2 separate regions of the Homo sapiens genome follow, and region 1 is linked to region 2. Evidence: read pairs that join two places in POLR2A ChIA-PET (ENCODE). Cell type or tissue: PC-9. All regions are shown on one strand.

Region 1 (2,500 bases), 120 kb before region 2:
AAGTATTTTTGAGTGTCTCCTATGCTAGACAATGGAAGGGATAAAGATTATTCATACGTGTGTGTGTGTGTGTGTGTGTACGTGCCCATAAATAGTCCTTGGCTTTCTGTCTAGTAAGGTAGGTAAGACAATACAGTGATAAATGCCTTGTGAGTTGTAAGCCGAGTGCTATAGAGGCTCAGAGGAGGGAAAGGTCACTTCCTGCTGAGTGAGCTCTTACGAGTATGTGGCAAGGTGATACGTTAGAGAATGCAAGACTAAGAGTTTGTCAAGTTAAGTAATTAAGGCAACATTAAGAGGTAGTGAGTTGGTGTCCAGTGCTAGAGCAAGGAGTTTCAGCTTTAGTTAGGAAGCAATGGGGAGCCACTGACTTTTTTTTTTCTTTTTGATCAAAAAGTCTTATCTGGGAAAATGTATCTGGCAGTAATGTGTAATTTCAATTTTTTTTAAAAAAAATTGGTTCTTGGATAGTCTTTTAGGCTTCTTTTGTATGAAACAAAGCCATGTTTATAAATAAGTGAATTATGAAATGGATTCATTTCCAATCTTTTTAAAAGGTAGTCAGAAACTATCTTCAGATGCAATTAGATACAGTAAGATAGGCTGCATAGTTAAGATGTAAGCAGTTTACACAGTGGGATAAAAATGCTACTTTTCATACTTTCTCAAACCATTTTTAGGGGTATTTTTGTGTCAGCCATCCTGCTATCTCATTTGTCCAATTAAAGCAAGGAAGAAATCCTCCATTCTCCTTTTTTCCCCATTCTTGGATAGAATGAATGTCTATAGTGAAAAGAACTCATCAGTAGTCCTCTCAGATTTGGTCTGAATTTCACCAAATATTTGTATAATTGCAAAAAACTTGTTTCTCAGCCTTCTCCTTTAGGGGGAAAACAAATAGAGGGCATGATGGCCTACCTCCCTGCATTGTGGTGAGGGTCAGCTGATACAAAATAAAGTGTTAAGTGTAATTACCCTGAAATGTTTGTAATTAATGGAGAAATGAAGTGTAGACACTTTGTTAGTAGAAACCACTGTGGTTTGGAAATGCAGTGTTTCAATAATAAAGACTGGATAAATAAGGTTGTGGTTTGGAAATGCAGTGTTTCAATAATAAAGACTGGATAAATAAGGTTGTGGTTTGGAAATGCAGTGTTTCAATAATAAAGACTGGATAAATAAGGTTGGCTAGTGTTTTCCATTCTTCAGGGAATTTACAACACAAGATGATCCCCACCTCTCACTATTAAGGAAGTAGCATTTCCTACAAATTTACCTCATGATTAATTGTGTTTTTTTACAACAACACAACAAAAAAAGATGTGTTTTTCAGGAGGTTGGAAATGCGAATCCTGGCTTAGTTACTAACTTGCCATGCCACCAGACAAATCAGGTGTTCCTTTTTGTCCCTCATTTTCTGACTAGATTGCCTAAAGCTTCCCTAGCCGAAAGAAACTACCTGCCACGTCAATAACATGCAACTGTGGGTGACTCAGGGACATATAACCTAAAGCTACTGGGTAAAATATTTTAAGAATGAGACTTGGGAAGCTGAACAGCATACTGATTTGCCGTCTTCTTCCGCCATTGTATTGACCAGGCAAGTCCACGCCTGAGTTCAGAGTTGCAGTGGGCAGGAGAGATGTGTGTCCAGGAAGAAATTGTGGCTTCTGCTCTGAAGATCTGGTCACATCTCGGGTCAATTGCAGTTTGAAGAACCTAGGAAAGACTGTATTTGGTTCTAATCTTGGTGATATTTGGGCCTCTTCTAAGAGGTATTCAGTGTCTCTCTTGAGAAGGCTTAGGCCTTCCTGGCAGCCCTGACTGCCTTCATTTCTCTTGGAACTTCCAGGTCCAGGCCTGCTCTGAATCCTCCTTTCTGGTCCTGGATACAGAGAGTGTATGTCTTAACACCAAAAAAAAGAAAAGAAAAGAAAAGAAAACAATGGTGGATTTTTATTCCATGATGAATTCATGGTAAAGATTTAATAATAGCCAATGAAATAAGTTGTTTTTTTGAAAATGTATTTTGGGTTTCAGAGCAAGGATTTTCTTTTTCTGCTTCTGACCCAAACATGAAGAAAAGTTCAGAATAGTCCTTGAAAATGTCAGTTCATGCTACTATTAATTGAAAGCATTTCTTTTATCTGATGTTGGGGCTGCATCTGACTAGATCCTCTCCAGGCTTAAAAAGTTAGGAGCACAGTTTTAGAAATGAGAAATTATTTTGAATGTTTTCCTTTTGCCATACCTTTTAGGTGACAGAAAGAGCTTCCTGCGTTGAATTGAATCAAATCGAAGCATACCCAGTAAAATATAATAGCCCCTGGCTTGACAGCTAGAATTGAGTTGGAAACCAGAAGGTTCCTGGCTGAGTTTTTTAAGTCTGAAAACCTCCAAACCACCTTGGCCAGTACTAGTATTATAGAAACATACTATAAAACATGAGGGCTGGGGCCTCTCTGCAGTTTCAAGAATCTGCTGTTATTTCTCAGCACAT
Region 2 (2,500 bases):
ATTGCTCTAACACTGTGTCCTTTGTCACTGTACTAGACTGGACAGTCAAAGACAAGCGGCCAGGCACAGTGACTCATGCCTGTGATCCCAGCAATCTGGGAGACTGAGGCGGGAGGATTGCTTGAGGCCAGGAGTTTGAGACAGCCTGGGCAACATAGTGAGACCCCATCTCTACAAGAAACATTTAAAAATAAAAATAGTTCATAAAAAATATGGAAGAGGGAAGGAAAGAAAGAAATTTTAAAATTTAAGAATAGTAATAATAAAATAAAATAAAAACAAGCCAGGTGCAGTGGCTCATGCCTATAATCCCAACACTTTGGGAGGCCAAGGTGGGAGAATCACTTGAGCCCAGGAGTTCGAGACCAGCCTGGGCAACGTAAGGAGACTCCCCAGCTCTACAAATAATGAAACAAAAAAAAAAAAAATAGGCAGCTGCGGTGGCGTGTATCTGTGGTCCCAGCTACTCAGGAAGCTGAGGTGGGAGAATTGTTCAAGCCTGGGAGGTTTAGGCTACAGTGAGCCACGAATGCACCACTGCACTCCAGCCTGGGCAACAAGTGAGACCCTGTCTGAAAAATAAAAAATAAAAAGAAAGAGCTCCAAGGCTCTTAAAACAGTACTCTCCAAAATTCTGTGATGACTTTCTCTACTCAAAAATAATAAAAAATTAGCATGCACCATATACATGTACACACACACAGACACACACACAATGATACAAATATATTGTGTACATTATTAAACAATTGAAATGGTTGTATTAATAATAAACAGAAATATATGTAGAAATATAAATAGAAGTTGTAATTGTTTCTTCCTTCATCCCAGTGGACTATCTTGCTTACATCCTGTGGATACATGTGCCCCCCTTTGGAGATAATTTCTCTAAAGGCTTTGTGAGTGCAAGTGAAGAAAGGTAAATAAACGGCTAAAAATACCCTTATTTGCTTTCAGGAAAAAAGTTCGATTTAAATAGAATTTATCCATCTTAGTTTTCAAACCACTTGAGGGCCAAAAGAAAATAAACAAATGTATTTGTTTCAGCCTTAAGACTGGAAGAAGGAACTATACAGAGGAGGAAAATGTGTAATTAATATAGAACAAAGTCAAGCTTAAAGGGTTTATCAGACTTGCCGTCAATACGGTAGACCGAACAGAAGCAAGAAACCACCTCCAAATACATAGGCAAACCAGGTAAAATACAAGGAAAATGATTCACAGCCAAGTTTAAAAGCTAAACAAGAGGAAATTGTAGGTGCCAGAAACAAAGAAGGAACTAACTAGGAGGGTGGAGGGTGGGAGATGATGCCACAGAGCCCCATCTCTGCCTTGGGTGCTACAGGCTTAGGCAAACCTGGACTAGGAGGAGAGCCATAGGACCCAGCATGGCACAAGGAGCTGGAACTTGAGAGCTAGGAATGGGCAATTTGGGCCACAAAAAGGGCCTGGAAATTCTACCCACTCTACCCACTGACCCTAGGGAGTGGAGGAAAAGCAGGATAGCTGCCTTGAGCTTTGAGAGAAAAGAGAGTCATCCAGGAAAAGTTAAAACACCAAGCTGTGTCCAGGTGTGGAGTGCAAATTCACACTGCCCACCACTACCACAACACAGACAATGGCTTTGGAACCAGAAACTCTGGCAGAGACAAACATGAAATTCCCACTAGAGACCTAAGAAAGCCTAAGTGGTTGCGTGAGCCAATATGAGCGCTCTTTTTTTTTTTTTTTTTTGAGACAGAGTCTCGCTCAGTCACCCAGGCTGGAGTGCAGTGGTGCAATCTTGGCTCACTGCAACCTCCGCCTCCCGGTTTCAAGTGATTCTCCTGCCTCAGCTTCCCAAGTAGCTGGGACTACAGGTGCCTGCCACCACGCCCAGCTAATTTTTGTATTTTTTTAGTTGAGACGGGGTTTCACCATGTTAGCCAGGCTGGTCCTGAACTACTGACCTCAAGTGATCTGCCCACCTCGGCCTCCCAAAGTTCTGGGATTACAGGTGTGAGCCACCATGCCCAGCCTAGAATACGAGTTCTTTAGCTGTTTTTAGAAAGAACTGTATATGACTGAGCTAGGAGGGTGGTGGCACACCAATCCACAGTGGAGGGTGTCACAGTGAGGACAAGATTGCTGTAAGCCAGGCTGCAAAGGGCGCCTCAAACCAGAGAAATCAGTGGTAAGCCAGTGAGACAGTGAGGCTCCAGCAGTCGGCAGGTGAGGGGATGGCCCCTCCAGGGTCTTGGGTGACATTTGCAACTGGTTAGCTCAGCTGGCGAGGGCCCCATGTTCATGAGGCTGATTTCATGGGCTTGATCCCTGTGTGGGCTCTGAGCTCTGCTTTCGTCCATGGCCCAAGACTGAACTTCTAACTTTATCCAGCTGTTTTGCAGATGTATGTCACTGGTCACAAGAGGGATCAAGGGGCAGTGCCGTTGGAAGTATATACAATAAACAAAGCTACCGACAAGCATGGGAAAGAAGTGGAAATAGTCAACCTTTGAAA

What was found. ChIA-PET counts read pairs that join two places held together with the same protein. Peaks named below come from ENCODE experiments on the same cell type or tissue, not always from the same donor. Only the 100,000 strongest peaks of a DNase experiment are listed, where the experiment ranks them.
Region 1: POLR2A ChIA-PET joins it to region 2 with 23 read pairs; 3 of 35 experiments call an interaction of 5 or more read pairs at or near these places.

Annotation. Positions count from the first base shown.
Region 1 is chr7:130,417,530-130,420,029 of GRCh38, reverse strand. The region is part of intron 2 of CEP41 (centrosomal protein 41); the gene reads left to right. Among named protein-coding and RNA genes, the nearest start is that of CEP41, 22 kb to the left of the region's middle. In PC-9, no CTCF peak of the experiment used is centred here; no DNase peak of the experiment used is centred here; H3K27ac peaks cover 1,289 bases.
Region 2 is chr7:130,301,723-130,304,222 of GRCh38, reverse strand. The region is part of intron 4 of CPA4 (carboxypeptidase A4); the gene reads right to left. Among named protein-coding and RNA genes, the nearest start is that of CPA4, 9.8 kb to the right of the region's middle. In PC-9, no CTCF peak of the experiment used is centred here; no DNase peak of the experiment used is centred here.